2 separate regions of the Mus musculus genome follow, and region 1 is linked to region 2. The links are chromatin loops, found by intact Hi-C in ENCODE. Cell type or tissue: left cerebral cortex. All regions are shown on one strand. Links, peaks and the distances in the headings refer to the core of each region. The heading gives the core; the rest is flanking DNA. Region 1 overlaps Afp (alpha fetoprotein). Region 2 holds the start of Ankrd17 (ankyrin repeat domain 17).

What was found. A loop is a pair of places that touch in the nucleus more often than their neighbours do. Peaks named below come from ENCODE experiments on the same cell type or tissue, not always from the same donor. Only the 100,000 strongest peaks of a DNase experiment are listed, where the experiment ranks them.
Region 1: it touches region 2 in a loop (25-fold over the local background); 2 of 42 quality-filtered maps call a loop at or near these places.

The regions. Positions count from the first base shown.
Region 1 is chr5:90,495,369-90,507,605 of GRCm38, reverse strand. Afp (alpha fetoprotein) reads right to left here. Exons shown (of 15, transcript NM_007423.4): 4 at 11,431-11,642; 5 at 10,277-10,409; 6 at 9,244-9,341; 7 at 7,877-8,006; 8 at 5,985-6,199; 9 at 3,900-4,032; 10 at 3,178-3,275; 11 at 2,518-2,656; 12 at 862-1,085. Among named protein-coding and RNA genes, the nearest start is that of Afp, 11 kb to the right of the region's middle. In left cerebral cortex, for the core only: a CTCF peak has its summit at 6,669 (motif pointing right); DNase peaks (open chromatin) are centred at 6,673 and 7,887.
Region 2 is chr5:90,359,103-90,371,339 of GRCm38, reverse strand. Ankrd17 (ankyrin repeat domain 17) reads left to right here and starts at 5,155. Exons shown (of 34, transcript NM_030886.2): 1 at 5,155-5,673. The coding sequence starts at 5,293. Gm9958 (predicted gene 9958) reads right to left here and starts at 4,343. Exons shown (of 1, transcript NR_045618.1): 1 at 2,852-4,343. In left cerebral cortex, for the core only: a CTCF peak has its summit at 6,628; DNase peaks (open chromatin) are centred at 5,585, 5,859, 6,053, 6,617 and 4 more places; H3K4me3 peaks cover 4,202 bases; H3K27ac peaks cover 3,174 bases.

The DNA of each region.
Region 1 (12,237 bases), core at 1,672-9,671, 140 kb before region 2:
CAGGTTACAGAGGAATCACTATGTCAGGACTCTGTGTGCCTTTATGGAGAGGGAACTGTGCTCTCTGTCTTGATTACCTACATTATCCTTGCCTCTTGGCTCCTCTGCAGTGCGGTTAGGCATACCCACAAGCCCAGATGTCAAGATGCTGACACCCGCCAGCATCATAGCTTAACCGAAGGAGCACTGGCTGCCTGTAATACTCTCTTAGCGGTGATCGGTGATCATGTGTTGGGTTTAAATTTGGCAAGGCCATAAGCAAGCTTGGGAAAGGAAGTACCATTCTTATTATCTCTTGAAACTCGCCTCTGCCTGGGGTGAAGAAAACTGGGAGAATAGATCTCCCAATGCAGGAAGCTCATGTACAAAGCCAGTGAGCATTTCATTTAAATTAAAATACATGGATATTTAAGAATATAAGTTCCCCTGGCTTCACCCCATTACCATTACAGAATGTCTCCCCTCGCGAATGTGTGTTTATTTCCTTTTTTTAAAACAACAACATAGTTGAGTCAGGTATAATTATACTGCTTATAGATGCAATCACTCATTTCCTATCATTAGAAGTATCCTGACTCACTACAAAGATCTTTTCTAATTTTTCTAAATATATTGTCCATTTTCCTCCTACTCACAAATATATTGCAATTGTTATGACAGAGAGAATTTTTCATAACCAGAAAATTGTCTGCCTCCGTGGATTTTTTTCAAACTAACTTCCCACATAAGGCTGTGTAAAAACTGAAACAGAACTAATTTTAAAGATAGTGTTGAGTATTTCAAGGGCAGCAATGTTCTACTGAACCCAGAAGTTCTCAACATGTAAGGCAGGAGTCTCAGCTCAAAATAACAATGTCTTACTCTTGTTTCATGGTCTGTAGGGCTTTGCCCTGAGCTTGGCACAGATCCTTGTGGAAGATGAATTTATCCTCAGAGAATGGGGGAGGGGCATAGGTTTCATCCCTCAGAAAACTGGTGATGCATAGCCTCCTGTTGGAATACGAAGAGTTGCAGCAGTGGCTGATACCAGAGTTCACAGGGCTTGCTTCATTCCTTATACACAAATGTCCAATGAAAATGTCGGCCTGGTTAAAAAGAATGAAAAAGAAGGAAGCAGGCAGACAAAATTAGCCACCGAAGTTGGCTCACGTTTTCAGAAATTTCATGCGGTGGCTCCCAAAGTCTAGGAGCTTATCACTAATGCTACGGGAAACTTTTCTATGCTGTACTATCACCTTAGTAACGATTTGTTAAGGACTGTGCTGTTTACCCATTTGCTTGGGATAAAACTTAGTGTGTAATGATAGATGTTGGCAGATGTGGTGTTGTGAAAAGACCTTTAGCTTTTTGAAATATGCTTCTGATTGTAGACAGACTTTCAAAAGGGAAAAACCATTTCCATCTTTATGAGTAGAAATCAATTTTTTGAGCTCATTTTCTGTGTGTATCTGGTTGAGTTTTGCTTTTGTTTAAATATCTATGTTATTTTAAATTATGTATAACTAGGGGCTGGTATGTACAGATGAGAGTTGGGTACCTGTGGAAGCCAGAGACATCACCTCTCTATGGAACTGGAGTAATAGGTGTTTGAGAGACATTTTCAGTGGGTGCGAAGGTCCAAACTCCGGTCCTCAACAAGAGCAGGACATTCTTTTAACTGCCTAAGCCATCCCTTCAACCCCTGCATTTGCATTTTGATACAGAGAACTCCTTTCTGAAAGCTAGAATAGGGAAAATCTACCTTTGCAACTTTCTATATATACACGTATACACACACACAAAACTAGTAGAAAATAAATGTGTGTGTGCTTAAAGCTTTCATATAGATCCTTTTCATATAGATCCTCCCAATCCCCCATACTTCAAAGATAACCAAGTTATAAACACCAAGTTATAAATCTTAATGATTGTTGTGGTGCTTGTGAGCTTACGACTCTCGAGCTATGACTGGGTGCATCCTTGGATTCCCTAATCTAAGACAAGTCACTCTACAAATTGGTATTTTTTTTTTTATTCTCAAATGTCAAATGCAAACAGTTCAAGCTTAGTGGCAGAAGCTCCCCTCTCAGTGTGACGTGAAGATTAAGGGGGTGACTATCCAGAGCACGAATCTTACTCCTGTACTTTGCTTGGGAACAAACTACCCCAAATAGCACTATAATGATTCGACTGGTCTGCAAAATGCAGAACTCTTAAGTGTGGCTAAAATAAGATGACTAATTGCAATCTCTTAGAAGTGAATTTTTCTTTTTTTTTTCTTTTACTTTCCAATATAAGAGTGAGAATTTAGAGAATAAGAAGCAATAAGTTGGATAATATGTTGGGTGTTATTCTTCCTATGTATAAAGTTTGCCTTTACATTGTTGAATAATCCCTCTGTGTTTGCCCCTAACCATTTGAGAAGGACAGAACGCCTGGCCAAAGGCAAACCACTGAGAGACAGGTCTCCCACACACCCTCCACCTGAACTTACTGAAGAAACCAAGGAACACCACCTCCACACAGTTCTCCACTCACCATTCCCTCACCACAGCCGGACCATTTCTCCTCGCTGAGCTGGCAGCACGTGGAGGCAATGCTCACCATCTTCCCGGTGAGGTCGATCAGCTCTGCTGAGGTCAGCTGAGGGGCTTTCCTCGTGTAACCAATAAGGAACCTTGAAGAAACATTTTTACCTCGTCATCGTGAGTGTTCACCCCTTCCTCCTTCTCTAGGACCTACTTCCGGTGTCAGAAGGCATGAGTCATGTGGCCCCACAATGAGAAGTGTTTATTCTGCCAATCACTCCACATACCCCACCTCCATCTCTCTCACGTGTCACTACGTGGGAAGAAGACTGCTTTCCTCCCAACCTTAGCTCTTCCTTGATTTCAACCGTGTACTTTGGGTGTTGGAACCTTGACAGATCAAGAGCAGAATGGATAGCTCTTCTGCAAAAATCTACAGGGTTTGGGGAACCCGAAGTCAATTTAAAACATCAGACTTCATGGGCTGTTCTTGTTAATATTTAATGGGGGATAACTTTGGAGAAATCACGTAGTCACATTTATACTGACTTTGATCCAATTGGGAATAGAAGAAAGAGTAGCAGTGCCTGGTGCCTTGAGACTTTAAATTTATGCTTCCTTCACCTATTAATAATTTTAATTTACTGAAAACATTTCAAAAAAAACATACAGATTTTGTAATTTGTAGTCTCCTAAGGTCTGGTAGAGAGCGCAGCTTTGCTTGGACAGTGCCTGGCTCTCCTCGATGTGTTTCTGCAATTCTTCTTCCTAAAAATACCGACATTATTACATGCATTATTCTTTCGTCTCAGACACACAATTTTCTATATGCCAGGATCTTATTATATTATAAAACCAATCTTAGAAGCCTTTATGAAATATTGAAGATGATAATGCGTGACTTTTAAGAATGAAAACAAATGAACTCTTGAGGATATAGCCACTGGACAGGAGATTTTGCCTTCCTGAAGCTGGCAAAGGTGAATAGCATCTCTATTCTATTCACCATAATGCTTTTAACTAACATTTTTATTTCTTACATAAGCCATTGGTTGCTAGTTAGGATAACTCATTAATTTTGAGACTACTAGTTTATAACTAGCTAAGTATAACTAGCTAATTACTACTTAACTAGTATGTTTAATTTTTTTTCATTATCCAGTGGGGAGCACTGCCAAAGGGCATGTGTGGGTCCTACTCCAACTCTGTGGAGTGCAGTTCTTTTTCTTCTCCCTTTACATGGTACCCAAGGATCCGGCTCAGGTCCCCAGGCTCGCACAACAGGCGCCTTTACCTACTGAGCCTTCTCACTCACTGGCCTACAAACTGTATTTCCAAAGACTACTATCAATGCAGTTTACAGATTATCCCCCAAATTCTAGTACCACCTACCAGATTGTCCTGACATCCAGGTAGATTTCCAGACTGGGAACACTTCTCCAATATTTCCTGGTACGTTTTAGCAATTCTTAGAATGACTGAGACAGGAAGGTTGGGGTGAGTTCTTGAGTATTCATGAAGAAAGCTTAAATATGTAGGAAAAATATCATGTTGTTAGAACTAAGACAACGTTACACTATTAACTAACTCCCTAAGCATTCCTATATAGCAGTCAGAGCATACAGACATTAAAAGTCAAACAGTAAGTGAAGCAGAAAAGCAAACATAATTTGAATTCTGTGAACAGCAAAACTATTAAGGCAGTCCCTCAAATCACCCAGTAAAATGTCCTTTCCTGAAATCATGACATTTGCCAGAAAATACATGGAACTGGAAGTCATTAAGTGAATAAGCCAGGCTCAGACAAACTGCATGTTTTCTCTCATATACAGAACCTAGGTATAAACTTATGTATGCATGCATGCATGTGAAATTATTTTTAATTAAAGAAGAACAATACAAATATACCCCTTTGTTTTGTGTCTCGCTATGGCTTTTCAGTGGCAAGATTTCCATTCATTTATCCAACAAATATGCTTTCAGAGTGTACGGTATGCTTTAAACAGTGAAGAGCTAATGCCATGTAAGAGAAAAGACCTCCCCTCCCCTCTCTTAAGGAGACAGACGCAAGCTTAAATGGGTCATCTCTCTTTGATAGTGATAAATCAATGAAGAAAAATAAGAAAGACGAGGGCAGGAAAAGAGGCGACACCCAAAGACGAAGGGACACTAATTCAGCTTGCGGTCAAGAACAGCTCCTTTGACTGAGGGCTAGGGCAGCAGACTTGTGAGTAACAGAGGGGGATACAGGCTTGGTGGAAGCCTGTTCTCAGCTGAGAAAATGTCTCCTGCAAACATTCTCTCCACTGAAGGCCTGTTGCTATGAAGCCAACTGTTAGCTCTTTTATATGTGTATGCATATGTAAGTGTAGAGATCACTCTTTAAGATGAATTGTGCTCTAAGTTTGTAGATGTAGGTAGTCTTGACTTCTACCACCAACAAAACACCTAGATGTTCCTCCTAAATCTAGTCTTTGTTTTAGTTTGCCTAACTTTATTTAGCAGTACAAATGACATGTGAATACCTGATTTTAGTGCAGCCAAAGAGCCACAGCTTTTGGGAATACTGGCGAGAAGATTGAGCCATTACTTTGATTGCTGCATTAGCATCAGGCGCTTAGCTTAGGAAAAGCCCTCGGAACCCATTAGGCATGAGGTCCTAAGAGCTGCACAAATCTCTCTTCTAATAGAGTGCATAGAAACATCCAAGAAAGGGGAAGGTGTTAACTTGACTGTTGGCTTCCCTTAAAGGCCAATAGAATGAATACATGCCTGCTGACTATAGTACAGAAAACTTCTTTTGTACAAATGTCTCTAAACAGGTTTTCATTTCTTAAAAATTCTATACATATCAAGCAATCTGTTTCAGTGAAAGAACTGTTATCTGGCACTATCTATTGAGCTATATTTAGGGGAATGTTTATTTTTTTCTGAAGTGTGTATTATAGTGTGTATCATTATATTCATGAGCTTGAGCACTTCTTATTTTTAAATTTAATTTTATTTATCTATTACTACTAGAGGGGGCATGTTTGCCACAGCACGCACGTGTTGTCAAGGACCACTTTTAGAAATTGGCTCAATCACTCCACATCAGTTTCCTTGAGTTGAACTTAGGTAGTCGAGTTTGTGTGGTGCTTACCCACTGACTGAGCCAACTTGGCAGCCTATGCCCTCCTTATTACAAAATATACAAATTATCTTTGAAAGTTCGTGGTGGTTTTCATATGAGATATTGAAACAGAATGGCATAAAACAAAATATAGATTCATAAGCCAGCCAATTAATAGTGGTAATTGTGGGAACTTCATCACGTTACAGTAGATCTCATTCCTAGCTACAAGTTCTATGCTTACATCTCCTGGGTGTCACGGCATCTAGACAGCCAGCCTCAGTTGAGCTAAAAAACTATAGCCCCCACCCCCCATCACTTCATGGTCTTTATCATTGCAAATATACATTTACAGGGCATGTTACCTTGCCATGAACATGATTTTTTCCTCTGAAGAAAATTGGGCAAAATTTCTGTCTCCCAAAAACTGGCTTGGATTTAGAGATAAGCCTTCAGGTTTGACGCCATTCTCTGCGTGAATTATGCAGAAGCCTAGTTGGATCATGGGTAATTTGCAGCACTCTGCTATTTTGCTTGACAGAATATTTTGTTGAGAACATATATATGTCATGACTTTTTCCTGCAATGGGTAAAGTAAATAATATAATATATAATATAATACAATATAATAATATGTAATATAAATCTCAAAGGTTTATCCTCTAAGGTAGGAACTTAGAGCCCGGAAAGGAAGTGGGAGAAGAAATCAATGGCGAGATGAAAAGGAGGATCAGGGTCAATGAGATATCTCGCCTCATCACTCTTCTGTTTTTACCTATCTTTCCCTTTTTATTTTGCTCATTTTTGCTCTTCCTCATTGCTTTCCGACTTGTTCGAGTCCTCTTCGCACAGCTTTCATCTAAGTCCTGCCTTCTATTTTAGTAAACGTCTTCAAGATGAGAAGGAAATGTGTTGTTTAAACAAGACAGCAGCTTTTTACTGTTATTGAAACGTTCCAATGTGCAATATTCACCTCTGACATTCTAACCTTGCTAGCTTTCCCTTCCTTCCATCTTGATCAGAGGGATCTGCAGTGACCCACTCTGCCCGCCAGAGGGCACTCTAGAAGACGAACTGGCTGTGCAAAATCCTGTACACCACGTTGTCTCTGCTCAGGGATGTGCATTCTTACAGTGACCCTTGAAAGCTATTATTCAGTTGTTAAAGCCTTCCTGTAAAGCACTGAAATTATTTTTCCACTCTCAATGAAAAAATAGCGACAAGCTCCAAAAGTTAAAAGCTATTTTTTTAACTAGAAAAATAAAATCAATAAAATTGTCAATTACAAACCAAGAAAACTGACCTCAAAGAAAAACAAAATCGTTTTTTGCCAGTACTCCTAAGGGGCTGATGAATTCCTAATGTGCATGAGGGAAAAAGTAATCAAGTCCGTGCTTCAGGATTCACCACTCCTCACAGCAGGGGTGCCATCTGTCCTGGAGGATCCAGTCTGCCCCCTGGGAGCCCTGTCACCTGCTGACTTCCCTGACTACCTCTACAAAGAACGAATGACACTGAGTATATTGAAGTGAGTCTTTTCTGTCCCTTTTTCCAACATCATTTGAGCCTTTAACAAGAGAGATTTAAAAAAAAAAAAAAAAGGTAGTCCTTGGTGTCACAGGGATGAAAGGAGGAGTAATTTGGTATATACAGGCCTCTCATTCAATATCTAGAAAGCTCAGAGTTAACCCAAATTAGCCACATCATCTATATCACCAGTTCTTATATAATCTGTTAAATAAAGGAATTTAATTCTTTTAGATCCCTTTATTTATACCTCTGCTTAGTAATAAATAGACATTTTCTCTCTTGCAACAGTTTCTTGCATTATTTTTACTTATAAGTCTGTCATTAAACTATGACAGAACCCTTCAATGTGCCACACATTGCCCTGTAGAGACAATGGTAAACAAAAGACAGTCTATAACTTCAAGAAGGCCAATTGTTTTATCTCTCCAGTTAAACTATACATTCTTTGATGTCAGTTTATAAGTTTTCCCGGCAAGTGGCCCTCACTGTAAACCAGCAGCTAGCTAGCTAGTGGGAGAGACTCAGTCTCTCAGTCAAATAAGAACTGAATGTCTCGTAGTCTCATGAAAGGGATCAGATATTGCTAATGCCTGAGGTGAGACCCCAAAGCAATCATGACGTAGCTCAAATTTTACTCTTCGAAAGTCTGTAAGTTCACTGCACCCCAGCCAAGCCAGGCATAGTGAAACATTAATTGAGACAAAAAGGGAGAGAGGGAGACTCCTACCCCATCCTGCAGACACTCCAGCGAGTTTCCTTGGCAACACTCCTCGTGGATGTGAGCCACATCCAGGGCCAGCTTCTGAATCTCAGTAAAATTTGCTTCAGTTAACTTTTGACTTAGCTTAATAATGGTTCTGGAAGAGGATCATTTAAAAAAAAATTATCTTGTTTATCAGGATGAAATCGCATTGTCTGTAGAGGATCTGGGGAGTTACCTCCAGCGGGAAAGAACAGAAATGTGTTCTTTTAAAAGAGACGGAAACACATCTTAGGTCTCGTCAGCTTCTGCTCCACCAGGCACAAGCTCTGTAGACTGGGGGACTGGGTGCTCAAGTAATTTGGAAGTCATTTGTAGCTTCCTGAAGACTTTCTAGGAACTCAAGCTAAATGTCGCCCTTTCTTGTTGAGCCCTGATCCTGAGCGTTTGTTGCAGACACAGAAGCACTCGGCTACAATTCCAGCAAACCAGAAGTGGAGGCAGGAGAATCGGGAGCTCAAGTCCAGCCTGAACTACCAGATTCTGCTTCAAGGCATCAGACCACAGCAGAAGGAAGTATAAAACAAAGCTGCCAGAATTCATGGGAAGAGGTGCCTGTGCAAAGACCCTGCTTCCTTGAATAAAGGATTGAGTCTTTGTTACTGATAACTTGGGAATCATTGTGGCGTGTGTGGCTTTTCTTGCTAACAGATACATGATGCCATTGCTGTCATTGTGTCCTCCCATTTCTATTTTACTATTAAGACAAATATTTAAGGCGCCATATGAATTGATGACTAAGTTTCTAATAGAATTGGGAGGTAATTGTAGCATAAGTCTGACCTCTTCCAGAAGAAAGGTGAAACCAGTCTTTGGAAGAAACTACAGGGCTGAAATGTGCATTGGATCTTGGCTGTGCACAATACCTAGGCTTCCAGGCACTAAGGACCTCTGCCCACCTGTCACTGACTTCTAAAGTTGTTGCCTCAGGGGAATATTTTACCGAGAAACAACAATTGACACAATGGGGTTGATTGGGAAGCCTGGTTAACAAGAAGGATTTCTTATTAGGCTGCAAGTCGGAGATGCCTCTCCATAAAGCTTGATCTACTTTGTAGAAGAGCTGGGGAAATATGGTCTAATGGGGCAGTATAATTTGAGTGTGGACAGAAACTGAAGTGTCTAGAACAAACAATAAAAACTTACTTAAAAACTCTTCCTTGAATACCATGCCAGTGAGACTTTCATAAATAGCAGGCTGATCTGCTAGTTCTGTTCTGATCCTTAGATCTCATGATTCTAATCAGAGTCTGCCTCCCAAAGGAGGCTTTACTCTGGAGGAGTGACATTGACATTGAGCACATCACATTGCCTCCTTAGACGCTTATACTTACGTTGCCTGGAGGTTTCGGGATCCAAATTTTCTTATCACTGAACATACATGCTCATTTAACATGCTTCCTTCTCTTAATTCCTTTGCAATGGATGCTCTCTAGATGCAGAAGAAGTGAGGTGTTTAGAAAACCCATTCATTCTCTCTTCAGATCTAAGAACTAGAAACGCTCAGTACAGATGACACAGGAAAGTATAAAATAGCTTCTACTAAACTTAGAGCTCAGGACGTTTAGGCATGTCATTCTATTTTCATGACTTTTAGATTAATTCTTATGTATGCATGCCTGAGATCTCTTAAACATCTTCAAACCAATACGTCATCATTTTGATACTGGGACCACATGGACAGCTGCACCTGTCCAGTCTCCAGGTGGGGTAAAGCCTGTTGGCTCCTGCTCAGTTAAAAAGAAAGGAAAAGACAAGAAAAAAAAAAAAAAAGAATTGCACTACCGTCATAATTCTTAGGAGTTTGGGCCCAGTTGGGGCTATATAACAAGAGTCTGCCTCAAAAGGCAAAATAAAACAAGCCAGAAGTGGGGAATATGCTCCATTTTGCGGACACATTAGCAACCCCACTAATTTCCAGCTTCCTTGGCTCTGGTTGAACTTGTAGTATGTTTTCCACTTGTCAATTACCGAAAGGCTGGTTACTCTGTATCAACATTGTTTTCTGCTCTGAAGGAGAGAGGGACAATCCTATCACTCTAATGGGCTTATAAGCACTAAATCACCTCCTCTGGGTACATGCATTGCTGTTATCTCTGCTCTCTTTAAAGATTCAGTAAATGCTGATCCAAATACATTTTTACTTCGGCCTAAAGTTATACCTTACTATTATGGAGTATTGTTTCTAACTATAAATAGAAAATGAAATTTCATCGATAATTGAAAAGATCAAGTAAAAATGACTTTCATCTAGGATGAGAAAGAAGATGGTATTTCCCACAGGAGGCACATTTCTGCCTTTAATTCTGTTTTCCCAAGCCATGGCTAAACCCCATTTAGCTTCAGATAGCTTCACAAAGATACCACCTTTGTCTGGAAGCACTCCTCCTTGTTGTCAGCTTTGCAGCATGCCAGAACGACCTTGTCGTACTGAGCAGCCAAGGACAGAATGGCTGGGGCATACATGAAGGGGTTCCTCCTTGACACTTCATAGATGAACCTGTGGAATGGACAACACTTGGAGATTTGCAAACATGTAACAGATGAAGGGACTGCCACCTCCCTGAACTAAGCTCTGGAATTTATTTAATGAATGGGGTAACCAACCACAAAGGCAACAGGGTCCAATGGACTTTTTCTCTACTGTGCTGTTACGGGAAAATGTGCAGGCTTTTTTCAAAAGCTGTCAAAACGTTCCTACATGTCAGCCTCAGGAGAAAAAAAAGATCCAATCCGTTAATCCAGAGTCTTTTATGAAAACAAACAATGACGCTATGATTCCTTCTGAGATGTCTTTTTCAGTAAGCCTGTCAGACATATCAGGGAATCAGCCAGGCTAGCTTCTACGTAAGACAGCTCAAATCTTTATCAGTGAAGAGTTCGATGACTACCCTAAGGTGTCCTCTCTGTCTCTGTCTCTCAGTATGTCTATCAGTATAGACAGATAGACATGTAAATATATGTTGTATGTATGCATGTATGTATATGCCTGTCCCCTTGGCACCTGTAAGGTAGAGACAGGAGGATAAGAAGCTCAAACCCACCCTTAATGCATACTTAGTTCAAGACCAACCTGGTCCTCTAGGACCTTGTTTCAAAAATAAAATGAACTATTTTAAAGGTGAAAGGAAGGGTAGAGGGTGATATCAAAGCCCGCAAGCATTTGTGACAAGCACATTTATCCCAGAAGCTGACTGCATGGTCTTAATTATCAGTTTCGTGGGTGTACATGAACACTTGGCTCTCAGGAGTCATTCTTTGCGATCCTGATGCACTTTTGTGCATAGCAAAAATCAAAACATTAAAGGTGAGAAAGAGCTATGTTTCCGGAGGCTGACGGATCAGAGGCTGAGTCTGCATGCGGTGTGTTCTGCATCTCACAGTGTGTGTCTAACAAAAGCCCCTGCACAGACCTCAGCAGACATACTCTGGCTATATTCCCTACTTGTATACACTTTGGAGTGCACATGTGGACTGCAGAAACACTGGCTGCCCACTGGATGCCCAAGGATGGTCCTTACCTGTTCATGAACACTGCCCTGTTTTCTTCATGTGCTTTGCAACTCTCGGCAGGTTCTGGAAACTGGAAGGGTGGGACAGAGGCCGGAGCAGTCTTCTTGCGTGCCAGCAGACACTGATGTCTTTCCACTCCACTTTGGCTGCAGCAGCCTGAGAGTCCATACTTGTTAGAGAGTTCCGTCTCATGACAAATTTCATCCAGAAACACAGATAGCTGAGAAAAGAAAATCTTTTATTGTTAATGAAAGGCGACTATCTAACTCCACGGGAACTAGTGTGTAAAGGTTCCTAGTGTCCAAAATGAGACCAGTAAATTAGGACAGATCCCCATACGCGTTCAGTGTATTTCCTCTCAGTCTGATGGGAGGAGTTTCTTTGGTAGCTTTTAGGGTGAAGGGCTTTAAACTTATATCTGTTGGTAGCACACATTCTGTGTGGGAGATATAATTATTTTAAAAGTAAAAAGGTTATGCACTGATTTATCTTTCCTATCTTGTTTTAGGTTAAGTGAATTTCACTCTTTTATTTCATGAAAAGTTTGGCCCCAAGATAATAGAAATTTTCCTCTTTTTATATAATCATTGTTTTATAGATACACATTCCTTTTGGCCTTCTAACAACATGACAATAGTAAAATAAATGAATATTATTTTTAGTTAAAAATAAGAGGAACTTCAAATATAGAACCACCCTTCATTAGTCATAATTACAGATTTAGCTACGGTATTTTAAAATGCTTTCTTCCTTAGCACCTAAATTCACTGAGATTTGGACAGGACCAGTATTTTGAAGGAAGTCACCCACCTTAG
Region 2 (12,237 bases), core at 2,316-10,315:
CCTCTGGAGCACAGCTTGCATGTGCTGACTCAGAGGAAACACCTCAATGATGTTGGTCTCTTCTTAATCACTGCTAATTTTTTTTTCTTTTCTTTCTTTCTTTCTTTTTTAGCTCCAGCTGACCAGGATCTAGTATCCCAGCAAAACAAAGGTTTCACTTTAGTAGTCCTGGTATCTTGTTAATCAGAGCAGATTCTTCAGTCCCAGCGAACCAGCACTATAGATTTCTTCTTTTTTTCCCATAAGAAGCCTTGTTAGAGTCTTTGCTTCCCTCTGAAACTTCACAGGCAAGGCCTCCATTATCTACACTGTTCTCAATGTTCTTATCTTCCAATGACTTTTCTAGCCCAAAGTTCTAAAGTCCTTCCGCAATGCTTCCCCAATATGGTCAAGTCTGTCACAGCAATACTCCATTACTCTGGTACCAACTTCTGTCTTAGTTAAAAGTTTCTAGAACTATCAGGGATGGAGGGAGAAGGACAGTCTGGAGGGTGGGAGAGATGTTTGGCAAATGGGATGAAGAGATAGCCCTGCCGCTGCTGAGATTCCCCTAGCCCCTCCAGTCTGGTAGGAAAGGGGCAGCCTGCAACACCCAAGAGCAGGTCTGTGTCTGCTAGATGCTCCAGACAGGGGGCTGGAGGTGGCTCACAAAGGCTCGCGCTTCAGGGAAATGATGATTCTGCTACCTAGTTTCTCTGCCAGGGTGCATCGGTCCTTGACCTCCTCGTATCACTTAGATTGTAATTCATGCTTGATTCCTGTCAGCTTCTTCTTGATGGCATCCTTGGAGCTGGCATAGATCATTTTGCTTTTAAGGGGTGCATTCTTGACAGTTCTGGCCTTCCCAAACCGCTTTTGATCTTCTGATTCCTCTTAGGTTGAAGCAGACCAAGTCCCATCCTAGGCACTCAGTTTGGGGGGAGCCTGCATTTTTTCTTTAATGACACCCCTACTCTTCATCCCTCCCCATCCCATGCTGCCAACTTCTAACCACAATAGTGACTTGGTGCTTGTCTATGACCCTCCCTGCACCAGCTGGCTGCCCTCCCCTTTCCCTTGATTTTGGCCATTCACAGGGGAAGCAGGACCAGTAAGGACCTTCAGTTAAAACAAAACAAAACCCCAACAACAAAAAGGCTAATTAACAATGAAAAAAAAAAAAGGTTTCTATTGCTGTGATGTAGCATTATGGGCAAAGAAACCTGGGAAAGAGAGGGTTTATTTAGCTTACACTTCTACAACACAATTCATCACTGAGAGAAGTCAGGACAGGAACTCAAGCAGGCCAGGAACCTGGAGGAGGGAGCTGATGCAGAAGCCATGGAAGGGTGCTGCTTACTGGCTTGCTTCCATGGCTTCCTCAGCCTGCTTTCTTCTGGAACCCACAACCACCAGCTCAGGGGCATCACCACCCATCACTAGTTAAGAAAATGCCTAACAGTCAGATCTTATGCAGACATTTTCTTAGTTGAGGATCCCTCGTCTCTGACTCTAGCTTGTGTCAAGCTGACAATAAAACTAGCTAGGACAGGGTGGGTATGACTTAGTAACCTTGAGTATGCTTAGATTATACTGAAAGCTCAGAAAAATATTGGCTTACACATTCTAGTATCCACTGGTAGTTCTGGATCTTAATGAAGTTAGGAATAAAGGCTGCATGTTAGCCTTAAGCATGGTTGGTGGAACTGAAAATATAGAAGCAAAATAAAAGTTAGGGAAAAGGTGTGGACTGATGTGGAACTCCTGAAGTGTGAGCCCTGACCCAGGCAGAAGAAAGATGTATGAAACACTTAGTAAGAGTGATTAGAGAGATAAATAGCCCAATGTTTATGATGGGAAATGAAAATGGTCAATGATACTGGTGGGAAACCTCGTTGAGATCTTGCTTTCTGTAAAAGAACCATGATTCATTCCTGGTCTTTTTCTACATTTGCAGAGGCAAGTGAGTAGAATAATTAATAAATCTGTGAAGAATGTGTGATTTAAGCTGTTTCTAATCACATAATAAGGCTGTCCAGAGATCAAATTCTTTCATTCCTCCATGCTGTCTTTGTCAAGCATTGCTGGGGACTGGAAATATAAATTTCCCTCAGTTTTGGAGGCAACATACTTGAATATATACACATATATGTATATATACACGCACATACACACACACATATATATACACATACATATGTATGTATATATATTCAGTTTTCATATATATGTAATTATTTGAATGTTTTAAGACTTATTTTTAGTTGTTTCTGCCTTTTTCCAGAGGTGTTTGTAATTACAGGTGGTCATGAGCCACCTAACATGGGCACTGGGAATTGAACTTCAGTTTCTGTATAAGAGCAGTATGTGCTCTTAACTACTGAGCCACCTCTCAGCCCTGCTTTTATATCCTTATTGGTGATGAATATGCTACCTCAGGCAATTTCCTCCTATCATTAATATGGTGATATTTTTGGCCTTCATTTGTACTCTCCCCCACCCCCGCCCAACTACTTGGAAATTAGGCAACAGAAGGGAATTCTTATACTGGGACTCTCTTGGAAACTTTAATAATAGATGTTTAATACTTGAAGCACCAGGTAAAGTTAGGGAGTCAAAATGTAATCTGAAGCTGTGTGTGGTGGTTCACGTCTGCAATCTGAGCACTTGGGATGTTGAGACAGGATCAGCCTCTCAAACTCTCTCTTCAGATTCTGATAACAGCAACAAATAGTTTCAAGATCACATGGCATTTCACTGGTATCAAGAGGGTGGAACATGAATTCAGTAGGACTCCCATTTGGCCTGAAACTGAGCATACTACCAACACGCACTTTATTTCCTAGAATTCAATCACCTGGACACAATCACATGAAAACACATGAGGTTTAGTTTATTGGTGTGCCTAATACATGGCCAGCCAGTTTTGGCTACAAGGCTGACAAAGGGAGAAAATATGTAAAAATTTACTAAGTAAAATATATTCAAAAATAGATACAAATCATTCCAGGGGACTTGACTATCCTAATAGTTTGGATTTACCTGACAAACCCCCAAAGATTATCTTTCATTTCTATACAGCAAAGCAAGAACTTTTTCCAAATAACGAAGTTGCATTTCATACATAATGTACAACTATGAAGGAATGAACCTGAGTAAGTTACAAAAGGGAGCCAAACTTTGTGAAGGACTGAAATCAGAAAAACAAAAAACAGGCCAAAGAGAGACACTGAAACCAGAATATAGTTGGAGAGTTGACTGACCTTGCATGAGGGCAAGGAGTTCTGTCATTCTCTCCATACTGAGAAAAGATCAGCCCATCTCTAGCATTTGGAAAATTGAAGGAATTTGCAGTCAATGGCCTCAGTCTTCTTGTGAAACTGTTAGTCAGTCGTATAATAAAACGGGGCTGGCACTCAAAGATTGCAAAAGGTATGGAGGTGGAAAGTGAGACAAAGGTGCTGAAGAATACAGAAAATGGACAAGATCCCGCTGAAACCATACAGTCCAAATCCATGGCTATCAGATACACAATAGTGTTCTGTATTATGTTGTATACTGGAACTCAGCTTTAGGCAGATGTTTAGCATTTTGTATATTTACTATTACACACAGAGAAGCCCCTGGAAACACAGACTCTGATTTCAGAGATAACACACACAGTAGACACATGAAGTTTTGCCTCAATGAATTGATTTAGTCATCACCAATTCGTCTGTGGTACTCCGTAGTGTACTGGCAACTGCCCACATTTCATATGGTATGCCAGTACTAAAAAGAAAATGCAAAAAAAAAAAAAAATTAAAAAATAAATAAAATAAATCAGGCACTCAGCTAAACTTAGAAGTCTTAAAATGGTAACTTTGTCAGTTGAGGGACTTTTTTATCTTGTGCCAGTACATCTGTCTTTGATGTTTGCTTTATTTTCCTTATGTCACTACTCGTACTAGCCCAGAAATGGCTAATTCTGAGTTCAATAAGCTACATAAACATGACACGGTGGTGTACAGACCCATATAATCTCAGGAAGATCGCCAGTTCAAGGCTAGCCTGGGCTACACTGGAGACGTCTGTTTGAAGAAGAAAGCTACATTTCAATCGGTCTGCAAGTTTTCTAAGTACTCAAAATGATCTCAGAATCCAGACCGAGAAATGCATACGATGATGGCCCAGCTCCCACACCCACCTCTTCGGAAGTGTATAGTCTTAAAAATCACTAGATTCCGTTCCTGCACATTACAAAGGTGTACAAAATAGTCAGATTTAGGAAGCCTAGGACCCGAGACTCAAACTCGGACAAGAGTTTTCTAAGTGAGGACGTGATCGCTCCAAGGGATGGTGGAGGGGAAACAGTTTTCTTTTGGACCTGACTTCAGTCTCTCTCCTCTCACGAAGTTCTCTCGGAAGATCCAATGCTCTCTGGCTTAGGCGGTGGAGAAAATGGCCAGGCAGGAAAAGTCCATCCAGGAGGTCCGGGGCGAGGCCCCACCTCCCGGATCTGAGGGGCCAGGCCTCGCGCTCGCCCAGCTTCCCCCGCGCTTCTGCGCTCGCCCCCGACTTAGCCCGGGCCCCACTGCTCGCCATCCCACTGCCTCTGCTTCCCTGCGCCCACGCACGCACGCTCGATCGCTCGCTCGCTCGCGGGGGAGCCCACTCCCCGGCCCTGGAGTCTGCACTTGGGAGAGGCAGGCAGGGCTCCGCGCTCGCGCGGCCGCCGCGGCGCCGGCTGATGGCGTCACCCGCGCTTCCGCCTGCGGCTGCGTTCTAATACGAAGCCAGGAAGGAAGGAGGGAGGGCTGCAGGGCTGTGTGTGTGGGGGAAGTAGCGCGGAGAAGACAAGCCACCCAGGCGCTCGTTCGCCCGCCCGCTTGCTCGCTCGCTCGTTCATTCGCTCGCCCGCCCGCCCGCCCGCGGTCCCTGCTTGCGGTCCCCGCTCAGACTCGGTCTCCCCAGAGGAAGCCACTCCAGGCGCACTCCCCCGGCGGCTCCTTCCGGACGCCTGCTCGGCTTTCCCGGGCACGGCGTTCGCGCTCCGCCTCGCCCCCCCTCAGCCCTCCCGCTCTCTCTCCCTCCCTCCCTTCCCTCCCTCCCTCTCTCCCTCCCTCCGCCAAGCTCCCCGCCCTTAGTATCGCGAGACGAGGTGAGAGCTGGCGGAGCGGCGGCGGCGGCGGCGGCAGTAGAGGTGACCGAGGCGGTGGCGGCGGCGGCGGCCCGGAGCGCTGTGTCGGCCCCGGCGCGACCGAAGTCGCGGTAGAGCGGAGCCCCCCCACGCCCCTCCCCCGTCCGCGTCCCCCACCCCCTCTTCCCGCGGGGATGGAGAAGGCGACGGTTCCGGCGGCGGCTGAGGGAGAAGGGAGTCCCCCGGCGGCGGCGGCAGTGGCGGCCCCCCCCGCGGCGGCGGCGGCGGAGGTCGGCGGCGGGGCTCGCCCGGCCTCTTCTCCTCGTGGGATGGTGCGAGTCTGCGACCTGCTCCTGAAGAAGAAGCCACCGCAGCAACAGCAGCAGCAGCAGCCGCCGCACCACAAGGCCAAGCGGAACCGGACTTGCCGACCCCCGAGCAGCAGCGAAAGCAGCAGCGACAGCGACAACAGCGGCGGCGGTGGCGGTGGAGGAGGAGGAGGAGGCGGCGGCACCAGCAGCAACAACAGCGAGGAAGAGGAGGACGACGACGACGAGGAAGAGGAGGTTTCTGAGGCAAGGGCCTGGTTTCACCTCGAGGAGGGCGGAAGGGACCGTGGAGGGCCTAAGGTGGGAGGGGACTCGCGGTGGGACCGAGCCCTCGGGGCTTACGATCTGCCCTGAGGGACCGGGCTTTCGGCTGCCCCCTTTCTTTGCTCGGCCTGAGTCGTGAGGTGTGGGGACGTGGGGGAGGGTAGCTGACACGTGGGGGTGGGAGGACCGGAGAGTGCACGGAGTTGCCGAGAAGCTGGCTAGCCGAGGATGCTGCTTCGCAGGGTGAAGGGTGGAGGGATTGATTGGTCGGATTCCCGGGTGGCACTTTGGGGCCGAAGGGTGGTCTCTCTGGGGCCAGTAAGGCCACCTCATTCCCGGGGCGGGGGCGGAGCTAAAGCGGGAGGGGTAAGATAATAGGTAGGAGAGTCTCCGGGGGACCGACTGCGAGCTTGGTAGTTTTCTGTCAGTGGAAGGTGGCCGGGAGCAGTTGTGGAGGGGCGGTAAGATTGTAATGGACTCGGAGCTAAGTATTTGTATCTGGGAGAGACACGTGAGAGGCTGTACTTTTCCATACTGTTTTGCTGCAGGGCTTTTTCTTTTCTCTTTCTCTCTCTCTCTCTCTCTCTCTCTCTCTAAACTCGTGGCTGCTGAAGTACTCTTCGCTTCCTCGATTTGTGAAAGATTTATGGATGAGCCGATCTTCTATCCCTCCATATGCGTTTACAAGTGACTTAGTACGTAAAAATTGTTAGGTGCTCTGCGTGTATGTGTAATAATCCATCGGGTTCTCCCTTAATAAGAAATAATCAAACCATACCCCGCTTTTATTTAATTAACTTTATTTATTTATCTATTGTAAAGTAAGCAGGGATGAAGTGTCTGTTTTGCACCCGGGCATGGTTGTGATTGGGATAGGGAGGCCTTATGTTCTAGTGATCTGGTTTCATAACTCCTTATAGTTTTTCCTGGGTCTACAGACAGGCGGCGTTGTAGGACCTTATTCCTTTTAACCCAAAAGCTTAATGAACCATACTGATAGCAAACTATGACCTACCAGTTGTTAGTTCTTTTAGAACAAACCCTTTTGTCAATATTAGGAAATGGAAGCTTTAAACACCCAAATATGGAGGAAATAGTAACTCGAGGCAGCAGAGGGAAAGAAGCTGTAAAAGTTGATTCTAAAGAGAAGACTAATTGAATTATCCAGAAATACTGCGTGCCACACTAGAGCCTGGTAAAAGGCTGCTTTTGAGTTAATTTGATTTCTTCTTTCCCATCCAGGTTCTGTTTATGTAGAGACCTTGGAAAGAGACTTGAGGCTCACCTGTTAGCAATAAGACAAACATTTTTTCCCTAACCTTAGATGAAGCTACATCGTAGAAAAAAGTTCTAAGAGTAGGAATATATATACCTCCAAACTTGTCCCTTCTGTTATTTCTATTGGGCCTATTGTGGTAAATGTGTATGGGTAGTTTGTACTTGCTTATTGATTGATTCTGGACAGCGTGTTGCTCAGGCTTCATTGTAAGCAATGTAGGCAAGGCTTAGTGTCTAGCAGGCCTAAGGCCCTAGACACCCTTAAATCAAACAAACACAAAAGAGAAAGCAAAACTTTAATATTGAAACAATGATGAGAAGGACGTGATGGAATCCTTTTCTGTTTTGGTACTTAGAATTGGCCAGCTTTATAGTTCTCAGAAGTGGGAAAGACTTTTCCTCTGCAGCTCAGCCTCTTTATTTTAAAAATAAGGGCAGCAAGGTTTAAAGGATACTGGAGGATAGTGTCTGATAGTTGCAAAAGTAGGAATCAAAGTTTTTAGAGACTCAGTGACATCTGTACATTTTGTCTCCCTTCTGACCTATTTCAAAAACTGGTGCTGAATTTCAGGTTTAGCAACTGTGAGTAAACCACCAGTAGTAAGATTTTAAGTTTTCTAACATTAAGCTCTGGTTTGGAACAAGGCCGTATACTTAATGTAATACTTAAAGAAGAATTCTGCTACAAACTGCACCTCCCTAGGTAGTTTTGTCCATGACCTGATATTTCCTCAAGTTGTATAGATGGCTTGAAGCATGTGGGTATGTTCCTTTTGTAGGTCTGAGTTTTTCATCTGAGAATATGTACAATATGTACTTTGACCAGCTAAGACAGTGTTGATCCTTACTGTGTTTTGCACTGCCATCTTCACAAGTAAAGCAATAGGTTTGTCATTTGTTGGGTGAAATATATGTAATAAGAAAGCTGAGCCATTAAAGAAATGTCTGTAACACATGATGAGAAATGGGCATGATAGAAAGGACTGGCCTGCATGCTGTGATCAGAGTGAAGGGGTGAAGCTCTGAGCTGTGTGCTGCAACTTGGAGTCAGGTGGGCGGGTTGGGTTGTGCAATAGTTTCTTTTCTCTTTCACTGTCTTTACATGTCTTCAGAAGTTTAATTTTCAGGACTTGGGAAGTGTACTTTTTTTTTCCCCAAAATTATTTTGGCCTACACAGTTTACAAATGCAGATAATCTGATCCTTGAACTAATTCTCCTGTAAAAATCATCAAAAGGTTAGGAGAGCATCTGAAAGTGTATACTTCTGCGGTGTCTCACTTGAAGATGTTGAAGGATGACAACATGACAAAAAGAAATGTTAGCTGGACATCCTATGTCTGGTGAAAGAGGAAAAATGGGAGAGAACATGGATTTAAGTAAGAGCTTTATTTGTAAGTTTTAGTACCTAGTTGCAAGCCCTATTTATCCTTTAGAGTAGGTATCTCCAAAGTATCTCCGATTGGATGGAATGGTTTTGATGCTCGTATAGCCTCAGCTGTACCTGGAAAGCGTGCAGAAGATTGAAAACTTTTCCTCTCTTCCCTTCTTTTGGCACAAGACTTTACCTCTAAGTTGAAAGTCTAATTTGCTCAGCTTTCAATGGGCTACTGACTAGTAAGGAACAAAATATATTTCCCAACATAGAAACACGTTGTACATTGGATTGAACTAAATATTTACAAGAAAAAGGTAGAATTGGAAGAGTTTATACTTCATTTCAGAAATAATATTGCATTCTATTGAACACACTTTGGGATATGAGTGGAAGGCAGCTTTCTCTGAAGCACAATTCAAAGGGAGGAAATGTTAATGATAGAACTTTTAAGTTCAAGAGCAATGTTGTTGAAGAGAAAAGAATAAAATATAAGTATGGTGAGAGTCGATCAGAATTCCACCTATATTTGAGGAAAAAGATGTGCTTTTTTATTTTAAATAAGAAAGAAACTTAGTGAAGAACTTTAGACAATGAGGGCCAGTGAATTAGTGTTGACAGTACTGAGGATCTGCAAGGCCAGGAGACTTGCATCTGTAAAAGAGGTAGGGTTGAGGATGAGGGAGAAGGGGAAACTATCATTAAGACTCTGGACACTAATTTCTTGTTTCATTTCTTTTGTTTTTAATGGAAAGATGCTAGGCTCCACTGTTGTAAATACATGAGATCAGAATAGGCCAGAGAACCTTGCCTGTACTGTTTCCCCAGTTCTGTTTCTTCAACTAATGTAGCATTATTTTTAAAATGGATAACCTTTGAAGAATTTCTCTCTTAATTATTTCCTTATCTTCTATTTGAAAAGGACTTGATCAAAAAGAAAAAAAGGGGGGGGGGGGACAGCATACAGATCTGTTCCGTCAACTAGTATCAGTTTTAGGGAGAATCCAGAATTCATTTAGGGACTCATGAATGGAGTTCCTTCTTCCTTTCTTGTCTTCCTTAGCCTGTGAATAGCTGATGTTTGGACACCGTCAACCCCCCACCCCCCACCCCAACACCACCAGTTTTGTTTTGTTTTGAAGACAGGGTCTCACTGTATAGCTCTTTCTGTCCTACAGCTCACGCTGTAGACCAGGCTGGCCCTGAACTCACCAAGATTAAAAGATACACCATTATGCCCAGCAGTGTCTTTTAATTTCTTAATTACTGTGAGTTATGAAACTTGCCTAGCGAGAGAAAACAAGTTAAACTAATCATCATTGGCTATTGAATGTCTAATAGGTGCTTTATGCCTCTAATATTCTAACATACTTAAAAAAATAGTACTTGAGTGCCCATTGTGTATGAAGACTTAACTAATGGTTCTGAGCATGGACTGTATGTGGAGTTTGTATTCAGTTTTTTGACCCATCACTCACTGGTGTTGTGGTCTTGGATCAGTTACTTAACCTCTCTAGCTCATTTTCTTATATATAAATGGGGATAATAGATCCTACTTTACAGCAGTTAAGAAAGTGAAAGGAGTTAATAGTTTTCATGTTTTCTCATTTTACATCTCCATAACGCTATGAAGTAGGTGTCACCATGTTTATTTCATTATTCAAAAATGAGTTCCCACTGGGTATGTTTTAGTCTGCATTGAGCAAGCAATGATAAACAATGTTTTTAAAAGACATGTACATTAAAAAATGTACCAATGAGTAAAGAGAGGTTGGGAAAAGTGTAAGAATGAGGTTTAATGGTTATATATTCTGTTTAAGGAATGAGTTTCAGAAGTATAAAACTTTTGCGCCAGGACCAGTTTGCTGTGAAGCCTGGAACTCCCATGATAGAAAGGAGAGAACGGAGAGAACTGACTCCCACAAGGAGTCCTCTGACCTCCTCACCCCCAGTCAGCCACTGAGTTTTGAGACATTGATTTTACAGGCAGAGATACTAGTTTAAAAGAGGTTTACGTGACTTTGTGAAGGATGTATATCTAATGAGTGTCATAGCAGGATTTAACCTCGGTTTGATTCCAAACATGCTCATTCGTTTATCACTCATTTTTTATTATGCTAAAAGAAAGATATTTCCTTTAAAATAGAGGTTTTGACCTGGAATCTGGATAAGGTTTATGTAATCATTTATTTTGGTTTGGATTTTCTTTTTAACTTTTCCCATAGACTTGTAGCTTATATCTAGCTTTTTATTAGATACCCAGAATGATGTTAATCTGGCATCCCTTTATTTCGGTCTAACTTGTATAAACTGCTTCAGAGGAAGTCAGTGGTAACAGAAGGCCTATCAGGAGAAGTAGTGCCCTCTCTTTCTTTTCTTGTGAATCTTTACCTTTAAGTGACCTAGCAGTTTATATCTAGAGTATTAGGACTATTAGGTCTGAAGGCAGAACCTTGGCTTTGCTTTTTTATGTCTTCTACAGTACAGTAGTATGTGTCCTATAAGTCTTAAGAGTCTTAACCGTTTGATTTTCATGAAGCCAAATTTCAAGTATGAATATTACATAAATATTCCTTATTATCTACTTTTGTTTTTAGATTTATTTATCTTATGTATGAGAACACTGTCGCTGTCTTCAGACACACCAATGGAGGACATCAGATTCCATTACAGATGGTTGTGAGCCACCACCATGTGGTTGCTGGGAATTGAACTCAAGACCTCTGGAAGAACAGCCAGTGTGCTCTTAACTGCTGAGCCATCTCTCCAGCCCCTTATTAGCTACTTAATCTGGAAAATGTTTGGAACATCATATCTTAAAGAATTTATTTGTACCTATTTATATTGTACCCATACAAACTATTTTTTAAATTGGATTCTAATTCTTAGTTTAATTGCCCAAGCTTATAGTCAGAAGTGCATGAGAAGTCCCCTAGATGGGATTTTCTTTTTTTCTCTTTTTTGGGGAGTTGGTGGTTGTCCTAGAAATTGCTCTGTAGGCTAGGCTGGCCTCCAACTCTAGAGATCCCCCTGCCTCTGCCTCCGCAGTGCTGGGATCAAAGGTGTGTGCCACCACTGCCTGGCTAAAAATAGTATTTTTTTTTAAGATTTGTTTATTTATTATATGTAAGTACACTGTAACTGTCTTCAGACACTTCAGAAGAGGGAGTCAGATCTCCTTATGGATGGTTGTGAGCCACCATGTGGTTGCTAGGATTTGAACTCAGGACCTTCGGAAATGCAGTTGAGTGTTCTTACCCTCTGAGCCATCTCACCAGCCCTAAAAATAGTATTTTTATCTTCATAACTGTCAACATTGACTGGTTTTATGTTTTTGCTTAGATTGTTTTTGAGAATTTCATGTTTGATTTCTTTATACTGGGCTTTTTTCTTGGTGATTTGTTGGTGCTGTTTATAAGTATTCTTTATGTCATTCCATATATTCTCTTTGTTTTCACAGTATAAAAACAGTATTTTGCTTAGTAAAATGTACTATTATTTTATGACTCATAGGACACTCCACACAAGAGACCTTCCTTGACCCCATATATAAAGATTTTCTAGAGTTTTTCTTTTGGTAGTAAGTATTCTGGTTCCCAGAGAAAACTTGGTACACTTTTTGGATACAGGGTTTGATTATTTTGTAAATTTCTCTCCTACTGTTTTTTTTTTTTTAATATGAATTGCCAAGTCTTCAGAGAACTTTGCCCTTTCCTTCTTTCCCTCTGGTTTCTATATTTACTAGCTAGTCTTTTGTTGGTCTTGCTTCCCTCTACACACCTCACTGCACATCCTTTGATGATTTACTGCTTCTTTTGGGTCTTGTTTTTAATTTGATCTTACGTGATTTTTGTCTCTTCTGTTTTGTTATGTTGTCTATAAGCCAGTCAGTCAC